Linked DNA regions of Mus musculus: region 2 is linked to region 1. A link is a contact called in ENCODE Hi-C data. All regions are on one chromosome and are shown on one strand. The core of a region is the stretch at or near the end of the contact, and the rest is flanking DNA. Distances in the headings are between cores, read along the strand shown.

What was found. A loop is a pair of places that touch in the nucleus more often than their neighbours do.
Region 2: a map of Patski shows a loop between it and region 1 (5-fold over the local background). The contact joins the promoter of Zbbx here to the promoter of Slitrk3 in region 1. A Hi-C loop is called at or near these places in 10 of 37 maps with a recorded cell type or tissue (Patski, T-helper 2 cell, adrenal gland and 3 more).

What each region holds. Positions count from the first base shown.
Region 1 is chr3:73,054,844-73,061,530 of GRCm38, forward strand. Slitrk3 (SLIT and NTRK-like family, member 3) reads right to left here and starts at 2,960. Exons shown (of 2, transcript NM_001357851.1): 1 at 2,705-2,960.
Region 2 is chr3:75,140,978-75,147,079 of GRCm38, forward strand. It overlaps Zbbx (zinc finger, B-box domain containing), which reads right to left and starts at 2,795. Exons shown (of 17, transcript NM_001310529.1): 1 at 2,611-2,795; 2 at 105-153.

The sequences.
Region 1 (6,687 bases), core at 1,710-4,209:
CTTTAGTTCATAAGGGGACATAGGTTTTCTGTTTCCTGACTACTAAATAATTGAACTCCATTGCCAGGGTCTCAAAGTTAGCAGGTGCTGAAGATGATTTGCTTAAGGTATTTTGCACAACCAAATTGAAGGAGGAAGAGGAGGGGGAGGAGGAGGAGGAAGAGGAGGAGGAGGAGGAGGAGGAGGAGGAGAAGAAGAAGAAGAAGAAGAAGAAGAAGAAGAAGAAGAAGAAGAAGAAGAAGAAGAAGAAGAAGAAGAAGAAGAAGAAGAAGAAGAAGAAGAAGAAGGGAAGAGGAAGGGAAAAAAGAAGGGGAAGGGGAAGGAAAGGGAAGAGAGGAGGAGGAGGAGGAGGAGGAGGAGGAGGAGGAGGAGGAGGAGGAACATAGCTATGAATTTCTTACCACTTTAAAATCTATTTCATCTAATTGAGCAAAGCATTGCTTAAAGTCAGTCTGAGATCTGGATGATAGCTTGCATTAAAAATATCCATGCATCTGTCCATTACCCCACAGTAACTAAGATTGGAAATAGCAATGGAACTCAGTAAGCAGCAGGCTGTAAGAGTCTCTTAACATTCTGTACCCTTCACATCCCAGACCCACCCTTTTCTCAGAGAGGTCTCCACCAGGAAACAAGCTTACATTGAAAACCCTCAGTGTACACTGAAAACTGCTCGGGACGGACCAGTTTTACCTCCCTCTCCAGTACCCTGAACCCATCTCCTTGGTCACCCAGTCTGCAAAGGCAGCAGCTGCTTCAGGGATCCTGTGGGAACCCAGGCTCTAATGGAATGAATAGGTAATCAGGAGGCTGTCCTGGGCTTCACAGTCACAGTAAATGGCCTCTGCAACCACGTCCCAGTAGTCTCTGGAACCACAGTCCTTAGTGCTGGACTTTGGCCATGTTCTAAAGGCCTTTCATGAGTTCTCTTGCCTTTATTTTAGCATAGCATGTTTAAAGGGTGGGAAGGGCTCTGAAAGTTAGGGGATGCTGGGCCCTCTGGCTGGTTTCTTCTGTGTCCTGCTGGGAGCGCCGGCACCATTGATTTGTCCAGAGAAGGACAAGAAGCTCTTTCTACACAGCAAGCCCCTTTCCTACCCCCCCTCTTCAGTACTCCCCTTCATTCCAGATCTAAGATTAAATATTCCAATATGGAAGCGAAACGATCTCCCTGGAACAAATAATTAAAATGCTGCATCATTCATTTTCTGAAGAGCTATGAGCCTTCTATAGAATCTTTTTTTACTCCGCTACTGACAGGCAAGGCATACAAGGAGTCTCTTTAGAAAAAAATTATATATATATATATATATATATATATATATATATCCATCCCCGTTTTCCTTCTGTCTCTTAAAATACAACCCAGCGCTCCACGGGGGGAGGGGTTTTCCTCTTGGCCACCTGGCCTATATGTTAGAGTTAAGATTTCTTTCCCCTGAAAAACAGGTTTGAGGTTATATTAGTCTCCAGAAGCCCTTCTTTCATCAACGTCCTTACATCTATTGAATCCAATTCTTAAAATTATATATATATATATATATATATATATATATATATATAATTTTTAAAAAATCCTAGCACCTGTGAGTGTATAGAAGATCCAGCAGCCAAAGTCAATGCGTTCTACAGTACATATCCTACATAAGACATACACTGATTGCAATCAGGCAAAGTAGGAACGGATGTCGATGAGTACCTATGGTGCAGAGCGCTCAGGATCTCCGAGGTTCGCTCCAAGGGGCTTCTCAGCGGGAGGGGCAAACTCTCCGCGAGGCTGCATTGTATCCGTCATTCTGTCGCCCAGTATCTTCCCCTCTTCCAGCCACCAACTTTCAGAAAGGCTACCAAATCACGCTTGTAATCCTTTCAGAGTGGTCCACCTTTAGACTTAGAGGGAAATGGTCGCTGCATAGCGATGGGAGAGCCGAGCGCGCACCTAGCGCGGTGAAGCTGGCGACCGTGGGCTCAGGACCACTGCTCTCTGTGCTTGCTCCGGATGGCAGGCAGGCTGTGCAAGTGTCCCAGGACCTGGATGGCCTGATCAAAGATCTTGATGCTCTTCCTTCAGTGGCAAGCGCCCCGGTTCCCGAGAGCCCGGGTCCCTTTCTGCATTTCTCTTTATCTGTATCTCGCTGAAAGCTTGTCTCTCTCACAGCGCAATCCCTGCCTGCGGCCTCGGTCTACTCGAGGAGATAGAGCTAGCCCTTGGCTTTCCCGAGTGTCTTTGCTCTTTGCCCTTTGGATGGGTGGGAGTGGGGGTGGGTGGCATGGAGATGAGAGAAGACAGGGTGGGGAGAGACAGAAAGAAGGCAGGAAGGGGGCGACTAGATCTCAGATCCCAGCATTGGTCAGGTGGCGGGGTGGGGGGTGGGGGGTGGGGGTGAGGACACAGATACAACAGTATGGCTGTACACACCACATTGCACTTGGCGTTGGGAAATCTCAGGCAGAACACGAAGGCGATGTGATCCCGTTGGCGGGTTGTGAATCCCCTGACAGCCCACCATTGGAGCGCCTTCACTTCTTCAGCCAGAGGACAGGGAGCGGTGGGCAGAGGAGGGGGGCGAGCGTTCCAGGCCAAGGAGACGCTCCCGGCGGCGGCGACAGTGGCGGCGACCGCATCTTTTAAAGACTGACCTGCTTTAAAAGTACCGCTTTGATGGCCTAGGAAATAACTAAAATCAGATTACACGTTACTTACCGAACGTCTGCCTCTAAACTGGGAGCGCCAGGTCAGGGACTAGAAGGCAATACAGAAAACGCAGGGCTGGAACCCGAATGCAAAGCCACCAGCCGCCCCCAAATCGCGCACCGAGGGAGCGGCGCTCCGGAGCCCCCAGATCAGCCCATCGCTGGAGCCTCCGCCAGCTTGTCCCCCCGCACCCCCGGCCCCTCCTCCGCGCCAACTGTGTAAATCAGCCGCCGCAGTCCTCTCGCCGCGCATCGCAGGCAAATCCCTGCTTAGGAAGCAAGTGATTCTCTCTCTCTCTCTCTCTCTCTCTCTCTCTCTCTCTCTCTCTCTCTCTCTCTCTCTCTCTCTCTCTCTCTCCTCTCTCTCCTCTCTTCTCTCCTCTCTCTCTCCTCTCTCTCTCCTCTCTCCTCTTCTCTCTCTCTCTCTCTCTCTCTCTCTCTCTCTCTCTCTCTCTCTCTCTCTCTCTCTCTCTCCCTCCCTCCCTCCCTCCCACCCTCTCCGTTTTCTATTTATTGGTCACAATTTGCCAGCTCCACTAAGAGAGATCCTGTCAGGAAGTCAGCATTCTGTATCGGTGGATTGATTTCTAACTTTTGCAAATGAGAGATGGCTGTTTGGAAAATTACAGCTCAAACTAAAGGGGATGGGGTGGGGGGAGATGATCAAATTAAGAGCATGTGAACTGTATCGGGGGCAACATCACTGAATGCTTACCAGGAGCCATTCCAAGTGGTTTGTAGAAACCGCCAACATAGGTGACAAACTGAAAGTACTAACATTTCCTCATCTCTTTTTACTTGCTAACGTGGGGGTTTGAGGGGGGTGGTGATGAGACTGTAGCATGGTTGGAAGGGGGTGGAGATTTGAGGGAGAGGAGTCAGATACCAATTGGTGACAAATGAGATGAGGACATTAGGAAGATGCTTGCACTCATGAAAGTGCTCCATGATCCAGGGGACCACTGACTGCCTCCACTGCAGTCTTGTTAATGCAGTTGCTCAATGTTCCTCCATCCAATCTGCAGGGCAAACCAACGCAGTTCTTTTTAATAGATCCTGTTCATTAGCCAACTGTCTTGGAGAAAGGGTGGCATTCCCACGAACTCCCAAACATGAGAGATAGGGGGAGTTCCGTGGGAGACATCTCTGTGACTCTCACTATTCCTTTTAGATGTGAAAACATCGAATTGCCCAAGACAAGTGAAATTATGTATGTATTATCATTGTAAGCATAACACATCAACTGGACCATATTTTCAGAAGTTTTTCAAGGAACTCCAGCTTATCTCTTGAAAAGACACAGGGCTTTTAAATTGTTCATGACAATCTTTATGAGAGGGGCATGGAGATACGTTGCCCCTTCTTTTATGAGGTTTTGTTCATTTGTCTGCTGTATAGGCATATTTAATCACAGTCTAGGGCCCATATTATTATCATTATAAAGGAGAGAATAGAATTGGTCAGGCCCAGAAAGATGGCCCTGTTCAGTTTTATGTAACACATAGGCACACAAACATAGTTGATTCAGAATGGTAACCACTTTGGTATTCTGTGAAGTGGGGATTTAGAATGTCATACTTAAAATGTTTCAGTTTGTTCTTCAAAATACTCAGTGTCCTTTAAGATGATTAATAAAGTATCTCCAGTGACCCAGAACATGACCAAAGCACCATGACATCAAGCTTGTTCTTTTTAAATACAGCGTTTCAGTTTTATGGGGCAAAATTCAAACTTTTATCAATGTTTTCTAGGTCAATAATGCCTTCTTTGTGAGTCTTTGCTGTGTGAAAACTTGGGTGTGGAAGGGACATTTGTCATAGCAGTTCCCCTAATGAGGTTTCCCAATTTGGTTTCAAAGAAATTTATGCAAGAAATACTGCCAACAAACTATCCTTATTATTATTATTATTATCATTATTATTTTCAAGAGTCAGATGTAAGAGAAACCCAACTGCAGTAGTAGGCTGAGGAGTCAAGAGATGCTTCAAGCCTTGTTGAGTGGCTGCACAACTTAATTCCTGGGGTTGCCATATTCCACGTAGGCAAGTATGAAATCACACACATGCCTTTCGCTTCAGGGCTGGGGAAATATAACCCTGAAGGAACCTCATATCATCCTCTCTATATTACCTGACTTTCTTTGACTTTTGGGTCTATTTTTACTTCATTTGATTTTCATGCTTACTTTTGATGCAAAGATTCCAAATATACTCCCATATATCTTGGCTCTAAGGAGCATGGCAAAGGTGAATTGATAGAGTAAACTGATGATATTAAAGGTGAACACTGTCAGCACAAAAAAATTCATGCCAGATTTAAAAAAAAAATGTGTGGACTAAAACACCTTTCATGTGTCTTTGTTTTGTAGTGTTCACTCCAAAGATGTTTGTTGCTTTAGCTATGGCTTTACTTACTGAAACTTACTTTCCACATGCTATGGAAAAAAGAAACCTCCACTTAAAAAAAGATACTTTTTATTGATGATGTAGTAGCAAGTAAAAGTCAATGTGACATGGATGTTCTGAAATGGGATTTATTTAAATATGAATGATTAAACATTTATTTCCCCATCAATGATGGGGCAAAGTTCAAGGTTTTCATCTGGCATGTGTTGGAATTTACAGATGACAGGACACTTGAAAGTGGCCTTTCATCTGGCATGTGTTAGAATATACAGATGACAGGACTCTTGAAAGTGGCCTTGTAGCATGAGTGTAGAACAAGAATGCTGTTGAACACGTTTTTTTCAATGTCATCAATTTTTAAAGTACAAACACACACACACACACACACACAAAAGCCTGTGAAAGATTTTGGCTGCCTTCACCTCACAGTTGGGACTTGCTTATACAATTTCTTCTAGTTTCCACAGCCTATATAAAGCTCAGTTCTCATTTCTATGTCATTAAACGACTAATGTTTACTAATTCTAATATCTATACCTCTGTCTCTTGAGCACTGAAATTGATTCTTTTTCACATATGAATATCCAACAGAAATTACAGAATGCCAAATGGGGGCAATTTCCCATCATATCTGATGAAACACAGCTATTTTCCTGGTGGCTGCTAAGAACTGTATTTCCTCATATACAAGTGCTTTGAAAATATTGGTGAGCTGGGGAATGTGTTTATTACAAATGCTCAAGTTGATGAATATTTTAAATAATACTATAATAAAAATATTAACATATGGCACATAGTTAAGACACTTCACTCGTTTTTTAGGAGATGATATATAATTCCAACTTTTATCAATTTCGCTATCATAAAACATCTTCTAAAAGAGTTCATTAAAATAATTTATTAGAATGTAAAAGGCTACTTCTATACTTTTGCATGTTATTTTTTTTGCACCCTTACATAGTCAATGGATAATCTGACCTAATCTACTTGTGTCTTAATTTATTACACCATTTTAATTCAAAGACCACTAGGGAAATATCCATTAAGCAAGACCTACCCTACCATTCAGGGGGAAAAAAAAGCTTCAAAATCATACATACATAGGCTCCCATGTTGACCTCCCTTACAATCTCATCTCTGACCCCCCCCCCTCCACTCTGTATCTGTCTCTCTCTGTCTGTCTCTGTCTATCTGTCTCTCTGTCTCTCTGTCTCTCTGTCTTTGTCTGTCTCTGTCTCTGTCTCTGTCTCTGTCTCTCTCTCTCTCTCTCTCTCTCTCTCTCTCTCTCTCTCTCTCTCTCTGTGTGTGTGTGTGTTGGGAGAATTAAAAAATGTAAATTATATTGGCTTCTATAAAATATGTGCTTCCATTGTCTTATCTCTTGGTGTCCTAACAAGTGTGATGCTACACGCCTGAAATCACAGCATTCAGGAAGTGGAAGCAGAAAGAACTGAAGTTCATGACCCACAAGGCTACATAGAGAGATCCAGTCAGAGCAACAAAATGGAGTTAGTGTGAAACAAATTAACCCCCTATAAGTAGGTAATAGGAGTGAATTCCATATCTCAAATCTATCTCTAATACACTT
Region 2 (6,102 bases), core at 1,545-4,044, 2.1 Mb after region 1:
ATGAATTATTGCAGTTTTTAGCAAGTCTATGTGAAGACTCTATATGAATACATATGCTATGTGAAGAACCTTAACTTTAGCATATAATACAGAAATAGGCTCACCTTGAATCTCTTCCTTAAGTAACTTCAATTTCACTTTTCCAGCAGAGAGCTGCATTAAGGATACAGATGTTATTTTTCAGCGACACAATCTCTTATCAAAGGAAAGTGTATTTGTTAACAGAATGTTAGATATCTATACCATTTGAGTGCATCTTACATATATATAAAATGTATTAGTTGAAATAATATAAAATTAAAAAGATAATCAAAAGCATATGGTAACTTAAATTTTCATTAAAAAAGAATACATATAAATCACTTTTGGTTTTGTTGTTTTGGATACAAGGTCTCACTAGGTAGCCCAGGTTAACCTCTCACTCAGGATCCTTCCAAATAAACTGATATTAAAATCATGAGCCACCATGCACAGATTGTAGATAAAAATTTTCAAAATATGCCAGGAATATTTTTCTTATTATATAAAGTTTCAGAAGCCCATTTTAATGCAATTATATAGGTTGAGTATAACAAAAAATAGTATATGTCAGCATGAATTGGTTTTAAGAAAATATTACCATTCATATTGTAAAGGTTTTGAGCTCCCTTCCTCCTTCTGTAACTCAAGAGTCTGGTATTTGTACAGACTGAATCTACACTAAATTTCAACTGAATCATTTTGTTCACATAACTGCAGAAGCCAACTTGTACAGTTTAGAGAACTACATTTAAGCATTGTGGCCTTACTTGTCATACATATTATTTATGATCCCCAAATTGTCTATGTGATTAGTTAAATATACTCAAGGAAGTAAATGCCAATACTGGGTATTTAAATATAAACAATCCCTTAAAACCTTTGGATTTTAACATAGTAGGCAGCAGAAGAAACCTGATAAGTGAGCACTCTCGCCTGGGTCTTATTAAAACCAGAATGTAAAGTGCACAAGTGAACACAGAGGCCGGTGTGCATTTACATAGACACTGCCGATTCATGCCCAGCTTTCAATTTGCAATTTGCATGCTCAATTGCCCAATTTGTACATGAAGATATGAGAACAATGGCTGCCTCTATATCTATGGCTGCACCAACTGCAGTCATCTTTGAAAATTTAGGCCTAATTATTCTCTGTGGTTTTGCTTCAATGAGGCACTTATTGTTCATATTCTTTGAAGTAGCTGCTCAGATGTTTTCTCTACCAAACACAGCAGAAAGGAAAATAGAATTGAAATCATCAACTTCTATATGAATCACACTTTTTTTTTAAGTTGGCAGTGTTATACAAGTTACAGATAAATTTAACCTCAATTTTTATAACCGAATTATCCAGTATGATTACCTTAATGATACAACTGAATTGCAATGAGATCAGCCTGGCTATGAGCTCCATACGAAGAGTAGTTATGTCAGGAAATAAAGTAATTATTAGGGAAATTTTATAATTTATTTTATTACTATGAGTAATATTTGTCTGTTTTATAAATGTATTCATATTTACTTCAAATTATCCTAATTACATAAAAAATATTTGAGTGAATAAGCTACAAACTCCTAGTTTCAGTCTAATTGAATTTTGTCATTAAATCTGATTTTTATGCTTGAAAAAATAATTGAGTGATAAAGTAGCATTACTAGATGGATACGGATGCTCACATGCATGTTTACATGCTTCTGAATATCTGAAACTAGAATTTAATGGACTTATTGCTGCGCCAGAAGGCATTGAACAAGAGCTTCCCAAAGCCAGCGCAGTTTAACTGGCTCTGCCATCCATAACAACTAAGCAATTGGGTTAGACTAAGCTATAGTCTGTGGTCTGCAGGCATCACAAATACCTGCAACCTGGCACCAGTGCTTTTATGTATCCAAATTGCCCTCGGGAGGCACCTTTTCAGTGATATTTATGCTCAACCCACCTCCTGAAAACTTGTCATCTCTGCTTACTATCTGTATATGCAACCCCCTTACTGTTCCATACAACCCTATGTGAAAATTCACTTAATTATTTGTGCTTGATATCTCTCCTAAAAATGTTTCACCATGAAGTTCACATTAAGTGAAGGTCACTTTGATGGTCACAGCTTCTCACGAAATAAATCGACAGAAACTCGTTCCTTGTTGAGGGTTTCGTTCTTGCTTTTGTTTTTGGCAGGCTGATCTCCAATTCACTATGTAGCTGAGGATTGCCCTGACCTTCTGATCTACATGCTCCATTTCACATGGGATGAGTGGCATCAGGCTATTTATGAGATGCTGGGAATGAAGCTCTGAGCTACCTGCATGCTAAGTAGGCACTCTCCCATCAGCCACTTTCCCAAGCCAACTAGTTCCTGATTTCCTCCCTTTCACTCTCTGCAGTGCGGTGGGGTGGGGAGGATCTGCACTCTTTACTCAGGGCACTGTTACAGTGTCATCATTCAACAATTCACATCCACCGAAGATCTCTGCTCTCTCTATGTTGTCAATGTACACGAGGTTCCTCCTCCACTAAATATCAGAAATCTACTCAGTATTTCTCTCTATCCATTTATCATTAATAACTCTAAATACCTCAGTGCCCCCCCTTACCTGACATCCAGCCCTGAAGATCCTCTAATACTCCAGCCCCTAAGTTCCTCTAGCTGCCCCACCATTGTAATCAAATCTTGCAGCTAGACATCATTCTAAATGTCCATGCCTTCAAAATCCCAAACACAGATGTTCTCAGTGTCAAGCATGATCGTTGTTCCTTTGACTCTCAGCTCTCCCTTTCTGCTTATTATTATGATGAAATAATGCTAGGGGGTTTCCTGGAAACCCATGCTGAATGACCCCCCCCCCAAGGGTACATAGGCCTTCTCAGCCATCCGTTCAATTCTTTGCTGCTCAACCCCAGCCATGATGCCCATAGCTGCTACTCCAAACCTCTGCTCTCAAGAATTCTGTCATCCTGTTTCCTGTGCTTCACCCTTGACAGCAAGTGCTGTCACCTTTGCTCTGTGAGGATGTTGAAAGCCTGTATCACCTGTCAGATCCAAGCTATAGTATTTGTGTTTACTTCCACCTGTTTTATATTTTCTTCTGTTTTGCTTGCCAGGGGGAATGCATTCTCTCTTCCCCAGTGAAGGTGTCTTTAATGAACCACCTTCTCAAACATGTCAGCCCCAACCTCTGGCATATTCTGTCATCTGCATCTTCAATTTCTGACCTGCTCACAATCCCACTCCTCAGCCAATAAACTGATGACACTCCACCAACTTAGTCAAAAGAACTTAACTCTGCCCTTGAGTCTATTGAACCTTCCTGTGTTCTTGCTCTTGTCTTCACTACTTGGAATATATTGTTGCATTGAACTGATAATGGCTAACTAATTGAACAATTAGTTTAATATTTTTTGTTAAACTAATTGTTCAATTAGTTAGCCATTATCAGATCAATATTTTAATATTTTCCTTTTCCAAAAATATTCATTGTAACAATTCAAAGTGGGTTCCTGTATAGCATCCCTTACCTTGCTTAGAACTCTAAATGTTACAAATGTCTTATGAACACATAGCAGAAATTCAAAGGAGTTGAGTTGTGTAAGAGTGCAACAATGACTAAATGAGTGAGAATTTTAATTTATAAAGCCAATAGAGAGCTTCTCACCATCAGCACAGTTGACACCAAGGGGCTCTGCAGTGCGTTGTAGCAAGATCAGAAGCAGCTTTGTTCCTGGTCCTGCCCTATTATACAACTTCATCAGAACAAGTAGAAAACCTCTCTTAATGGTCAAAGTGGAAAACAAAACAAAACAAAAACAAAAACAACCAAAAAAAAAAAAAAAAAAAAAAAACTTCAGACATTGCCAAAGGTCTCCAGGGAAGCAAAATTGCCTCATTGAGAACTCAGACTCTGAACTGAAGTTTCGTTATAACACAGCCCTTTGGATGTCATTAGCATGTCCATGTGTTCTAACTCTCCCTCCCTTTAAGCTTTTATGACATCCTAAGACTTTGACTCCATTCCTGCCCTTTTGTTATATCCAGGCTCTCTTCACTGGATGAAAACTGGGAGATTATTTTAGAATAAGGCTAACAACCTGATGCTTGACGTTGAGCAAATCAGTTTACTTCTCTGATGGGAAATTACTTCATCTGTGAAGCCACAATTATAAACTGAATCTTGTGAGAGATAGAGGTGGCTGCTGCAGTAAAAATTCAACAAAGAGAAGTCCACAGTCAGATTAATATACTGAATAAATATTAAATTTGAGGGTTACCATACACTGCACACAGACTTGGGTTTAAGTCTTCATAACTCTCTCGCTTATATAAATTTGTAGGGATATGTTTACTCAGCTTTACAGGTGAGTGAACACAAAATCCTAAATTTATACCACAGACTTTCCTTCCTTCTTCCTTCAGGCTTACTCTTACGCTAAACATCCTGTAAATCTCCTGTATGTTTTACTTAATTCTTTTTTCACTGTATTTTGATGCAATATTTTTCTTTACACTTCTCCCATCTCCATTTCAATTCAGATTTCTTTCATATGAGATCTATGGTCTTTTTCTAACCTTCTATTACCTCTGGGCCTCTGTAACCCTCTACACCTCTGGGCCCACTGATCTCTAGAGCATCAGGCACATATAATACCGACATCTCACAAAGTGACTGGGAAGTAGAAGAGAAAGACCTATTTCTACTTCTATTTATTCCACAATTAATATTATAACATATGTGCTGTAAATTGGTATGAACATAAATAAATAGAAGTATATACGTAGTAAGTCCATGTTCAAAGTCTATTAATTTCTGCTGCATTTCATGGTCAAAACTGTGTATAGCCAAGAAAAACCATTGTAAACCATTCTTTTATCATTTCAGTCCTACTGGTCAAGTTCTGCAGGGCAAGAGAACCCTATTCATCAATTGAAATGCATCACGTACCTAAGACTAGGATCAGAAACTTCTACATCTTTCACAGCCTCTAATTCTATGATAGCTACCTCCCACACTTCCCACTTTTGCCCTCTTTTGTAATTAGGATGTTTGTGGAAACAAAGATTTTTATTTATTCTTAAAATATTTCCCTATATAAATTCATTAGCCAAACTATTATTTTGCATGTATACACTATTCATATACAAAAATATTTATTACAAATGTTTTATATTGATTCTTACTAAAAATATTTGATGTACCTTGCTTTTACTATGGTAGATGAGGACTTCCTTAAAAACATGGCTTAAACCACTCAAAGTTCAAAACAGGGCTTTTCAAAGGCCATTGCACACAGGTCCATGAAGATATGTTTGGAAATCAAAACTAGGAGTTTTTCTGTTCTCTTCAGTTTTGTTTTGTTATGCTTCATTCTTTTCTTTTTGACTCAGGGTCTCAGACCATAACCAAGGCTGGCCTCAAGCTCAAGCCAGACCCCCTGCTTCAAATTCTTGAGTGATGGGAAGACAAGTATGAGCTACTATAACTGCTCACAGCACATTTTAAAAACATATTTATAGTAAAATATCTGAAATGCAACACAGGACAGTACTGTGGGAAGATAATGACCAGTTAAAAGTGGCTTATAAATTTTTAACCCCAAAATGAAAGAAGCCTCCCTCACAAAAGGGATGGCATTGTATAATGAAATGCTTTTTCAGAAGCCAAAAAGTACAGAAGTGCCGAGTAAGATATTTGTAGGTGCCAAATGACCCAATGAAAGTTTAATGATAGGTATATAAAAATAAAATGCTGTGCAAGTTAAAATTCACGAAGTCACGAATCCTGTACCAAAGAAGCCCAGAGAAAAAGTTTTCCTTATATAAAGACACCTCCCTGCCTGCAATCATAAATGTAACATTTTACAATGCACAACAGAGATAAAGTAAACCTGTAGCTTCGGAAGTGCCATGCAAATATTTCCTTGATCATCTTTATTCATGAGACCAAGAGTGTATAAATTATTATTATTCAAGAGGAATACAGCAACATTAAGGAAATAAGAAATAACATGAAGTCAGGACAGAAGCCTACAATCTGTTATATCATATAATATTAGTATTCTTGGTAATATAGAACAATGCCATTGTATTTTAT